Regions from separate parts of the Homo sapiens genome. Here region 2 is linked to region 1. The links are chromatin contacts, found by Hi-C or POLR2A ChIA-PET in ENCODE. All regions are on one chromosome and are shown on one strand. The core of a region is the stretch at or near the end of the contact, and the rest is flanking DNA. Distances in the headings are between cores, read along the strand shown. Region 1 holds the start of GIMAP4 (GTPase, IMAP family member 4). Region 2 holds the start of ZNF775 (zinc finger protein 775).

Evidence for each region. A loop is a pair of places that touch in the nucleus more often than their neighbours do. ChIA-PET counts read pairs that join two places held with the same protein, here RNA polymerase II (POLR2A). Pooled maps may share reads with other maps.
Region 2: a loop to region 1 is called in a map of endothelial cell of umbilical vein, with 2.1 times the contacts of the local background. The contact joins the promoter of ZNF775 here to the promoter of GIMAP4 in region 1. A Hi-C loop is called at or near these places in 1 of 168 maps with a recorded cell type or tissue (endothelial cell of umbilical vein) and 4 of 50 pooled maps. POLR2A ChIA-PET finds 5 or more read pairs at or near these places in 1 of 52 experiments (naive thymus-derived CD4-positive, alpha-beta T cell).

What each region holds. Positions count from the first base shown.
Region 1 is chr7:150,562,939-150,568,747 of GRCh38, forward strand. It overlaps GIMAP4 (GTPase, IMAP family member 4), which reads left to right and starts at 4,452. Exons shown (of 3, transcript NM_018326.3): 1 at 4,452-4,499. It overlaps LOC107986860 (endogenous retrovirus group K member 19 Env polyprotein-like), which reads right to left and starts at 1,164. Exons shown (of 2, transcript XM_017012936.2): 1 at 275-1,164. The coding sequence starts at 845.
Region 2 is chr7:150,374,836-150,381,237 of GRCh38, forward strand. It overlaps ZNF775 (zinc finger protein 775), which reads left to right and starts at 4,495. Exons shown (of 3, transcript NM_173680.4): 1 at 4,495-4,557. It overlaps ZNF775-AS1 (ZNF775 antisense RNA 1), which reads right to left. Exons shown (of 2, transcript NR_183445.1): 2 at 5,010-5,353. RefSeq lists enhancers at 3,484-3,643, 5,654-5,713 and a silencer at 4,054-4,863.

The sequences.
Region 1 (5,809 bases), core at 3,202-5,701:
CTTAGACCATAATGTCAATTGTTCTGGGCATTTTTTCTTTCTTGGCCTAAATTGATTAGTAAGAATATTAGCTATACGATAGGAATTTCCTGAGGATATGACTTTTGTTTTAGATTGAAAGCTCCTTCCACTAACTATATGAATAGAGGCCTCTGATCCATTATGTGCAGGGACATAAACCATCCAGCTTTGTTTGTCATAATCTAAACATCCTGCTGCAGGCCCCAGACATATAGAAGGAAAGCAATACCAATGGACACATTTATTAACATACCTTCCTCCTCTGGATGAGTAGGGCCTTGGTTATCAGTTGGTCCGGGCATCCAAACACTATTATTAACATAAACCTCAACTGGGGAGTTCAGCCAAGTAAGAGGTCTAATCAGTGGAGGGAATGGAATGTAATCCCAATAGGTATAATTTTGATCAGCCTCAGCTACAGGGAGACTCACTGCCAGGGTAATTACCACCATCATAGCTACCAGCAGATTGCAGGAGGTCCACGGTTTGTCCTGAGACTTCAGGTCCTCTTCTGCAAGCTGGGTCAATCTCTTAATCTGCCCCCAGGTCGGTGGAGTTGACTGGTGAGTCTTGCTGGTCACCTTCTGCTCAGCAGAAATCTTCATTTGAGCCATCAGGCAAGTTGGGAGTGCAAAGTTCCGAGGTCTTCTCCTCTTCCTTGGATTCTGACTCACGGCACAGCTTAAGATGTCTTGTAGGCACCCAGAGAGGAAGCTGATTTTCTCCTGGTGAAATACAAGAAAACCCTCTACCCCATGTAATGATTCTCCCCTCTTCCCAGGTCTTTGTTCTGACATCTTTCCACCACACAAGGTTTCCTTCATGGGGATTTATTTTTTGCCCTGTTAGATGCTGCTCTGCTGCAGTTGTAAACTGATCTCTGGACAAGTTCAAAAAATTTAAAATAATAAGAGCCAGTTGTAGCTGCATATAGGGAGTGGAGTATTCCCCCCTCTTTGCCTTTTGTTTTTGTAATTGAGTTTTTAAAGTTCTGTTTGCAAGTTCAACAATGGCCTGTGCTTGAGAATTATAGGGTATGCCAGTACTATGTCGAACACCCCATTGTTGTAAGAATGTTTCTAAAGATTTAGTGCAGTAGCCTGGCCCGTTGTCTGTTTTAAGTTCCTGTGGAATGCCCATAACAGCAAAACAAGAAAGCAAATGTCTTTTTATACGTGCTGTAGCTTCACCAGTTTGGCAGGTAGCCCACATGAATTTTGAAAATGTATCAACACTTACAGGAACGTAAGAAAGTTTACCAAATTTAGGAATGTGGGTAACGTCAGTTTGTCAGATTTTGTTAGGTGCCAACCCTCTAGGGTTAACACCAGTTCCTTGATGTGGTAATTGTAATACTTGGCACTGAGGACAATGTTGTACAATGTCCTTTGCTTGTCTCCAGGTGATTTGATATTTCTGTTTAAGTCCTGCTGCATTAACATGTGTTAAGGAGTGAAAGTCTTGGGCATCTGTGAGTACAGGAGAAACTAATAAATCAGCTTGATTATTAGCCCTTACAAGGGGCCCAGGGTGATTAGTATGTGTTTGGATGTGTGTAATATGAAAAGGAAAACCTTGATGATGCACCACCTTCTGTAAGGAAGAAAACAGTTGATAAAGTTGTTCATCAACAATGTACTTAATTAATGCAGTTTTTATGTTTAGAGTGGCTTGAACAACGTAAGCCGAACCAGAGACAATATTTACAGGCTGATTAAAATCTTTCAACACAGTTATAACTGCCTGTAATTCAGCCCTCTGAGCTGAATGGAAATTAGTATGAATAATTCAATTTTTAGGTCCTACACAGGCTGCCTTTCCAGAACTAAAGCCGTCTGTAAATACAGTCACTGCTCCTTCTAAGGGAGCATTATGGGTAATTTTTGGCAGAACTCATGTAGTTAATTTTAAAAACTGAAAAATCCTATTTTTTGGATAATGATTGTTAAGGTTTCCTATGAATTCAGCTTGCCAATTAACTTGCCAATAAATTTACTTGCCAATTAAAGGAGTTAATAAAAACCTGTCGAATCTGGTTTTTGTTCATTGGAACTATAAAAAGACCATTCAACCAAGTCCTCACTCTGAGCAATAACCCCTGTAGGTGAATGGAGCTTGTTGTATTTTTTCCTCAATCATTAGTGCTGGTTGTAAGCCACAGATTGTAATAGGGAATGAACATAAGGAGAATTTGGCCCACATTGTCCAATTGCTTGCCTTAAGTCTTTCAATATTTTAAAAGGGAATGGCTCCCAGTGTGACTGAGCATGTCCAGGCTGCTCCTCTGGTATGACAGTCACCAGAAACTGCCAAGCATCCAAGTCCCCACTTTCTCGTGCCTGATGAATGGAAGCCTGAATTGTCCCATATTTAACGTTGGGAGGAGCCTGAAGCATCTCTTTGGAATAATTAACAGGTGGACAAGTCTGAATTTTTAACCGTAATTAACTGGTGGCTGAGTCTGATTTTTACCATAGTTAACGGCAGGTTGTGCAATAACAGGTGCCGCAAACGGCATCTCAGGCTCCCATGCCTGCAGTTCACAAGGCTTAGGTGGGGGTGGCCATTCCGGAGCTTCCCCTGAGGGTGCAGTAGGTTGAACTGTCTCTTTCATATGTTTTTGGAGGTTAGCATACATAACCTCCTGATTCTCCCCCTTTTTTAACTGGAGCTAGATGTTGAGGTGATCAGGCCCAACCCCTTTAATGCCTGCATGATCTCGTTCCCATTCCTGATATTAATAACTTGTATACTGTATGTTTTGCCCCTTTTCTTGATTTATGTAGATAGAGGCTTATCAATTTTATTAATTATTTCCAAAGAATTCATGTTTGATTTTATTGGTTTTCTCTATTTTTTTTTTCTGTTTCAAGATTTCTTCCCTTTAGTATTTCCTTCATCCTCCTTACTTTAGGTTCAATTTGCTGTTCCTTTTCTAAATTTTTAATGTGGTATCACAAATTATTGTTTTCATTTCTGGATCTTTAATGTAGACATTTTTGTCTACACATTGCTTTATTGTTAAAGCATTAGATGAAACGTGGTGCTCACTGCAAATGTAGTCCCTAACAGAGAACTTTCCTACTGCAGTGATCCCTGTAACCTGAATAAAGATTCCCTAAGTAATGATCCAGTGCTTTAATAGTACTAAAAATAAATACTATATTTTGCATCAATTTCTGTAATTAAATAGAATAATATATACCTTCTAGCCAGGTTTAGGCTTCAGAAACAAAATATAATCCTAGTCTTTTAAGGTATCTCAGTTCAGAATCGCGGAGATGCTTTCTCATGCTGCCTGTTCTTTTGGACTTGCCTTCGTTTGCCTGTCAAACCAAGGGACCAAGTGGTCTTTGTTATTTAAGTCATGTTGCTCTGGAATGTAAATTATCCTTACTGTTGGTGCAAGATGTATTCCATTGCCTTGTTCTGCTTTTTAGTGTAGCCATCCTGTGCTTGTATACCCAGGGCCAATCACATTCTATCCTCAAAGAAATGTATGTCTTTCTCTTACAGTTCTCTTTAGAATTATTAGCAATTTTATAATTACTAAAGTGCTATGTAATTCTAAATAAGGTCTCAGCTGTGGGGTATAATGGTAAATTGAGACCCCTTTTACAATGGAAAAATAACTGGTTATAACGGTGAGCTGGGACCCCATTACAATACTCTCAAAGTTTCCATTTTAGTGGTAAGTAGTGTCAGATGTCAGTGTTTAGAATATTTCAGTGGTTCCAGGACCATCTCAGGAGGTGAATTTTGGGCCCATCCTAGTCAGTCCAGTGAAAGTCATTTACTCTCTTTTGCTTCTAGCAGATGACTCATGGACATACCCTGGAAATAAGGACACACTGTGGACTCAGAGGACATACCTGAGGTACTGGGAGAAAGGGGTATGGGGGCTTAGCTGGGAGGCCTGTTGTGCTGAGCAGGGGTTCAGGGGCTCAAGGGTCTTTCAGAATAACTGATAACTCTCTAGTTTTGGCCCAGAAGTTTCTTCCAGAATGTCACAGCATGACCCATGTTTTTTGTCTCACTGCAGAGCCTTTGCAAGGTTCAGTATGGTAGCCACCAGGCATACCAAGCTGAATATTCCTTCTTTCCTTCTGGGGAAAATGCCTGGTGCAAGTTGTTCTGCCTGACTTTGCCTTTTAGAATTCTGACAATGGAGTAGCTATTTAACTTTAAATAAATTGAAACAAAATAAAATTTAAAATTCAGAACTGCAATCACACTCGTCACATTTCAAGCGCTCAGTAGTCACGTGTGGCTAAGGGTCACCATCTTGGACAGCACAGAACAACCCCATCCCTGCAGAAAGTTCTATTAGAGCTGCTGGATGATCAGGTGGGCAGGTCCCTTGCACAAGTAAATCTGGACAGCTCCTCCCCTCACTTCCTCTCTTCTCCTGTTTCTCAACATCCTGGCTTAGTATTGTGTGCAAAATCAGAGAGGGGTGCAAGATCCTGATTTTTCAGGTAAGGGAATAGGGGTGTGTGTGGTGGGGGTCGGGACGAATGTGCGATTTTGGTGAGGAGGGACCTGTATCTTAAATCGTCTGGTAAACATGTTTTCAGACTATATTCTCGCTGGTTCCCGTTTCCTGGCTTTGCTAATTTTAGGCTGTGATCTGTTTTCAAGGCTGAGCCCTACAAATCAATGCCTCTTCCAGAGATTGCTGCTCAGAGGATACTTGTTTTACAAATAAATGTTTCCTCTCGCTGGTTGTGGAATTTATATAGAAACTTTGATTCTTCCAGGGATAAAGTTGGGTGAGCGGACAGAATTAGCTCTGGGGGAGCTGGTGGGAAGAGGAACATTGGGATGTGTAAGGGGCACAGCTCCATATGTGGCCCCACAAAGACTGCACCCAGGTCAGGATTGGAGGCTCTGCAGTCTGAGGTCTTGTTACAGGGTTAACTGTCTGCTCGGAGCTGCCCGTTAGGGAAACTGTCTCCTCAGGGACAGTCCTGGGTTTACTGGGCATTGAGCTCCCCTTTAGCGGGTAGGAGGAGGGAGATGCCACCTGGTGTGACTCTCTACAGTTCAGGAGAAGCTGGATGCTGATGGGTGCTTGTTCCTTAGGCAGAGAGAGGAGAATTCAGCCACCTGAAGTCAGCACCTACAGAAGCACAGTCTCCTGGCTTTGCCTCTGAATTATTAACAGCAGAGCAGCATTAAAGAGCCCACACACTAGAAGGAGGATATGAAGAAACACCCAGAGAATGTCACAAAAACCCAGAATGTCACAGTATTGTTTTCTTCTTGCTGGTGTCCTATCCTCTCTCCTAACACCAGCCACCAAAGCTGATTTTTAAAAAATGCCATGATTTCTCTTGTTTACAAGAAGCTGTTTCCTATACCCTATTCTTGAAGGATAAAGAAATAGTCATTCAAAAGAAATATCTGGCTTTTCACAGTGTTTCATATTTGTTGGCTTCCTATGAGGTGACTCTGTCTTTAACAACTACCATTTTCTGCCTGTTTTGTTCAAAGTCTGCTCCAATAAGAGTTCTTCAAATATCTTTCTCCATTGCAAAATGTTTGTAGGTAGCAATGAAATAAAACATTTAAAATTAATACCATGTTTCTATAACACTACATATTAATTAATAAAGGAATGGATTGTCATTTTCACAGATCAGATGTGGGCTGGACATAATGATCAATCAAAGGCAAGAAGCAGGGAGATTATCCATTTATTTATTTAACAATGATCGATAACCATTCTTTGCCCAGTATTGTGCTTGTCCCCAGGGAATAATGAGAAATACAAGACATATGTGGT
Region 2 (6,402 bases), core at 3,245-5,744, 190 kb before region 1:
GGCATTGTCACGTGGTGACATTGGTGGGGGTCCTGGCTCCTGAAAAACAACTCAAGGATATATGTCAAGATGTTATCTTTAGGCCAGGCATGGTGGCTCATGCCTGTAATCCCGGCACTTTGGGAGGCCGAGGTGGGTGGATCACCTGAGGTCAGGAGTTCAAGACCAGCCTGGCCAACATGGTGAAACCCCATCTCTACTAAAAATACAAAATTAGCTGGGTGTGGTGGCGGGCCCCTGTAGTCCCAGCTACTAGGGAGGCTGAAGCAGGAGAATTGCTTGAACCTGGGAGGCGGAGGTTGCAATGAGCTGAGATCGTGCCACTGCATTCCAGCCTGGGCAACAGAGTAAGACTTTGTCTCAAAACAAACAAACAACCCAAAAAACAAAACAAACAAAAAGATGTTATCTTTAGTTTCTATGAGGAAGCTAACATTCTGTGACTACTACTTGAGTGACTATTGTTTAAGCTATTATTACTTTCTTGCTTAGCGGGTTATTCATTCATTTCCCCAATTCATGGTTGTAGAGCTAGCTAGGTGCCTGGAATTTCCCTGGGAGGGACTCACATTTTTGTTTATTCTCATGCTTTTCAAGTGATGGGCAGAACCCAGCAGGCTCCTAAGTGGAGTCTCTGAGGCTGGGCGTGGTGGCTCACGCCTGTAATCCCAGCACTTTGGGAGGCCGAGGCAGGTGGATCACCTGAGGTTAGGAGTTTGAGACCAGCCTGACCAACATGGAGAAACCCTGTCTCTACTAAAAATACAAAATTAGCCGGGCATGGTGGTGCATGCCTGTAATCCCAGCTACTCGGCAGGCTGAGGCAGGAGAATCACTTGAACCCAGGAGGCAGAAGTTGCAGTGAGCCGAGATCGCGCCATGGCACCCCAGCCTGGGCAACAACTCTGTCTCAAAAAATAAAAATAAAAAAAAATTAAAAAAGAGGGTCTCTGCTCCATCTCAAGGTCAGGTCAGACTTTTCAGGTGCTAGTTGCTAGGCAGGAAAGGGGGCTGATTTGATTCTGTCCTACAGTGTCCCTGGCCGGCCTGCTGTAGGACTCCAGATTTCTGTGAGCAGTCACTCTGTATGCGTCCCTGAATTGGTGGTTTCATACAAATTTGAGTACCTCTTTTTACCAGGCATTAATAGTTCTTTTCTTGCCTGTGTTAGCAATTTCTGCATATATCTCCAGCATTTAGCACAGAGCACATAAGAATAACCACAATTTGTTGACGTGAGTGGCACCTGGTGAAGTTTACCTAAATTATCTCATGTGTCCTTGTGTGGGAGGTAGTCTTCTTTTATACATGAAAACATTTGCCCACAGTCATATAACTGGTAATCACCAGAGGCAGATTCAAATTCAAGTCTGTCTGACTCCTGAAACCTGTGCTCTTGACAACCGCTGTGTGCTTAGTGGATGAACGCTGCGTGCTGCTGTTTTTGGTTAAGTATTAAATGCCAACTGTGTGGGTGGGGCTTAAAGTGTGTAGGATGGAAAGAACAGCTTCAAAGCTTCATATTGGTTTATGGGGTTATGGAGCCACTTAAAAACCTGTGTAGTTGATGGCAAATTATCTGTCAAAGCCTGGGAGCAGAGGGCGTGGTCTCAAGAAAGCCCCAGTCACATTTTTTCTCTTTGTGGGAACACAGGGTTTCCAGGGAAGGGGAGATGGCCAGGAAAGAGTAGGTCGATGTCTGGAAATGATGGGCAGGGAGCAGGGGCGGGTCCTTGGGTTGGCACCTAGGTTAGTATTGGAGCCGTTAGGGACAAGGATGAGGGTGAGAGGGGATCTGACCAGGGGTCCTAACCTTTTGAAAAGTCCCGTTTAAAGGAAATAGTCTGGGATATGGGGAAAGCGGGGTGTGGGTGTCGTCAGTGCTTCACTGCCCACTGCTTGTTATGGGGATGGGAAAGAGAGGTCCAAAGGACGGAAAGGTCACACAAGTGGCCTTGAGGGGGCTGGTAAAGCAGGAACAGAGTCAAATTGTGCCTGGTTCCTTCCTGAGTCCCTTGGTGGGTGGCCCAGTGGTTCTCAAGCCCTTGCTCTGCCTGGTTCATCACCACAGCAGTCACTGGGGAGGACTGCCTGGGTTGTAGGGGTCTGCTGGCAGGAGCTGCCCATCTCTTCTGAAGAATCCACAGTTTTTCTTTGTTTTCTTCTACAATTACAAAAGCATTAAATTATCTTTAAAAATAAATAATTCAGATAATAATGTGAACGTTCTCCTTCATTCCCCTATTCCACTCTCAAAATCCTTTTTGTTTACACTGAGAAAAGTTTGAGGAGTATTCTCCTAACACTTTTTTCCTGTGTATTTGCAAACACATATGCAGCCTCTCCCCCTGGTATTTTTTTTCTTAGTGGAAATAGGATCCCAGAGGTTCTCCATTCTTTCCACCTCTGAAATACCCTTGGTCATGGGATGCCAATCTGGAGGAAGTCTGCTCTGTAAGAAGGAAACAGGCCCAGAGAGTGGAAGTGACCCCCACCGGTGGGGGTCCTAATTTCTGAAAAACAACTCAAGGACATATGTCAAGATGTCATCTTCAGTTTCTATAAGGAAGCTAACGTTTTGTGACTCTTATTTGGGTACTATTGTTTAAACTATTACTACTTTCTTGCTTAGCAGGTCATTCATTCACTTCCCTAATTGCTGGTTGCAGGGCTAGCTAGGTGCCTGGAATTTCCCTTGAAGGGACTCAAATGTTTCTTTATTTTCGTGCATTGAATGGGGGGCTGGTGGCAGACCCCTAAGAGAGGTTCCTGCTCTGTCTCAACACTTGTAGCCAGTGGCAAATCTGGAACTAGAATACTGGTCTCAGCAACAGGAATGTATTCCACAAGCCTTCGTAGAACCTCTTCTAGGTACTCTTCTAGAAAATAAGCTAGGTGTGGTGGTGCATGCCAGTAGTCTCAGGTGTAGTTCAGGTGGGAGGATCCCTTGAGGCCAGGAGTTTGAGGCTGAAGTGCGTTATGATTGTGCCTGTGAATAGCCACTGTACTTTAACCTGGGAAACATAGCAAGACCCCGTCTTTAAAAAAATAAACAGGAGAATGAGACTCCAAAGTGTTGATAGCTAGTGATGTGTGGCCTCTTTATAGGGTGTGTATGATTTTGTATTTTACAAATCCTTCTATAGATAATATAACCAAATTAACGGTAAAAACTCAGTAAGGTATGCAGGCAACTAGAAAATTATTAACCCTATTTTATAGACGAATAAGTCAAAGTCCAGAAACAGAAAAGTATCTTTTATAAAAAGTACACATGAAGTTAGTGACAAAATCGAATCTCAGTCCCCAGTTCCTGCTGTGCTACTGAGGCTAAACCGCAGCCGGGCCTGTGGCAAATGTTTAATCAGCTGTTGACTGAAGAAAATAAGGTCCGCCTGCCCAACAGCAACCGTTTGTAGAGTCTCAGAGGCCCAGCTTCTGTCTGTATCTACCTCATGCCCCAGAGGCAGCTTCTAGCAGCTCCGGAGAGCATCCTGCCAGTGGGAGTTGACCCAGCTGCGCCCCCTTTGAGGGAGAAGTGTGAGGAATTTCCTTACAATGGGGTGGGGAGTTGCGAAGATACTCCTTCCTGAAGGTCTGGCAGTCTGGACCGGGGTGGCAACTGGGCGGAGATGATTCCGCTCACGGGAACCCTACCTAGTAACCCGACCTAGTAACGTAACCTCAGAGCCGTTCCTCAGCTAGAAAACAAAGGGATTAGGCCGGGCGCGGGTTTGTAATCCCAGCACTTTGGGAGGCCGAGGCCGCAGGGTCACTTAAGCTCAAGAGTTCGAGACCAGCCTGGGCAACATGGCGAGACCCCCATCTCTACAAAATATTTAAAAAGTTAGCAGGTTGGGAGGTTCGGTTGAGCCACGGGTTCGAGGTTGCACTGAGCCATGATCGCGCCACTGGGGTCTGAGCGAGACCACCTCCCTGAAACAGAAAACGAAGGGGTCGGGTATAATGATTTCTAAGGTCCCTCGTAGTGAACCCTAAAAGTTATCACACCCCACGGTGGGGCTATCGCGGCTTGAGGGCAGCCACAGCCTCAGCCGGGGTTTCTGTCCGGGCCCTGATGGGTCCCCAGCAGGGAGAAACAGCGTCCGGCGCGCTGTGGCGCTCGGCGAACGTGCGCTGAGTTCAGGCGTTACAACGGGGTCGCACGCGGAGTCCAGGCCTGGCAGGGGTGCCAGGACGCCGCCGGCCATCTGGGGCCCGACCTCCCAAGGTCTCCTCCCCGCGGCCGGCGGCTAGCGCGCTCACGGCGCCCGGGCCTTGCGCGCCCGCCGGGGGCGAGGTCAGCCCTCCCCCCTCGGCTATTGGCTCCAGAGAACAAAGGAGCCGCCCCGCGGGCTGCTCCGATAGGGCCGGGCGGGTCATCTGAGCGGCGCAGCCAATGGAGTGGCTGGGCGGCCCCGGGGATGGCCAGGCCCGCCAGCCAATCAGGCACCCGTGCCCGCCCCGCCTGCCCCGGGAATGGCCAGGGCCGGGAGCCCGGTGCCCAAGTCGCCCTCGGGGTGGCAGTTCCCGTTAACCTTAGCCACAAAGTCAAAGGTATTTATTTCCCCGTCGCCTCCCTCCGAGTCCCTCTGCATTTTGGGCGGGGAGGGGCGGTGCGAGGGATGGACCAGCGCCCGGCCCCGCTCCTCCCGTGCTGCCTCCGCCCGGCCCGGGCTGGGGCGGAGGGATGGGGCGGGGGCCTGGGGTGCCCCGAGCCCCGCGCGCCCCCCGAGCCCCGGGTCTCAAGCGTTCCCTCTGCCCCGACACAGCCGAGGGGAAAGGGGCGCGGCCGAGGGTGGGGAGGGCGCCAGGCCAGGGCAGCGAGGTTAGGAGGGAGGCTAGTGAGAATGGAGGGAGGACGCGGTGGCGAGTAGAGGGGTCGCCCGCGGGCGGTCTCTCCTGGGCTGTCCCGTTGTTCCGAGTTCCCCGTCCCTGTTCGCCTCCCTGATAGATCAGTTTCTGGGGGCAGGAACCCCAATGCTCGCTGCAGAGTGACAGACACATAGTAGGTGACCAATAAATGTGTGATTAAACGAGCGGGGATAAGGATTGGGGGTGGAGATAAGTGAGAGGGAAGCACCGCAGAAGTTGGAAGTGTGTGGTGTCGGGTGTGGCGGAGAACTCCTCTCTAGGAAGATGGGCACAGCAGCCGCGAACTCGGTGGGGCGGGGTGCGGGCATCCCCTCTGTGAAGAACGTTGAGGATATCTACATGTGGAAGGTGTGGAGATGGGTCCTCCTTCGGCCCTTTGAGCAAGATGATCTGAGCTGGGGCTGGGTGTGGTCAGAGCCCCAGGGGTTGGAGGCGGACGACAGCCCAAGGCTTCACAGCTAACTGTTCCCATGTTCATCTGTAAAATGAAGAGATTAGATGGCAGTTGTCTCCTTTCAGCTTGAAGGTTCATGCTTCCGTGCTTCAAATCTGTTTTGTACTGAAATTTCTTTTATTTAAGTGTTCCCTTATGACAGTTTTTATTAATGGATTACTGTGTGTGGAGCCTGTACTGGGTGCAGGGGAGAGAGAAGGACCCTGTGTTAAGATGCATGTAGTCTTGTGCAGACTAACAAATTGATGACAATGATGATTCCATGTAGATGGTCCTAGGTGCACAGGTTAAACAGAGAAGGGATTCCTGGCTGTGCCTGGTGTGTCCAAAAAGGCTTCCTGGTCAAAGCGATCCCTAATCTGGGCTGGGAAGGGGAGAACTGAGCAAGGGCCTTCCAAGGTTGGTCACAGGGTGCGAGGACACGGTGAGTTCAAGAGCCACGAGAGGATGGGGCGTGTCGGGGTGCAATGGGGAAAGATGAGCAGAGTTGAGTTCTCAGTTCCCTCTTATCCGAGGTGTGCGTGCCAGCAAGTCCATTTGGTGGGGGTCTGGGTTTCTGAAAAACAACTCAAGGACATATGCTAAGATGTTACCTTTAGTTTCTTTAGGCAACCACACGTTTCGTGTGGTCTGACTTCCTTGCTATTATTTTAGCTACGATTACCTTCTTATCAGGTTGCACATTTACTTCTCAGGACCAGCTAGGTGCCTGGAATTTCCCTGGAAAGAACTCAAGATTTTCCTTTATTTTCATGATTGGAGGGCACAGCAGGTGCCTGAAGGGGTCCCTGCTCCATCTCACTTTGCTTTCCCAAGGTCCTTTGAATGCAGCAAGGGATGCAAACGTGTTTATTAATTAAAATGTGACACCTCTTCAGAGATTGTTAGCAGCTGGGTTTATCCTCGGCCTTCAGCTCAGATGCAGGCCCTGACAGGTTCCTGAATATTAGAATTGGGGCCGAGGAATGTAAGTGCAGCTCTCGCCTCTGAAGGGAGGTGGGTGAGGAGGAGGGGGCCAGGGGTGTGGCGCAGGGGAGGTGTGGGTGGGACAGTTCCAGCAAGCGTGTTTACCT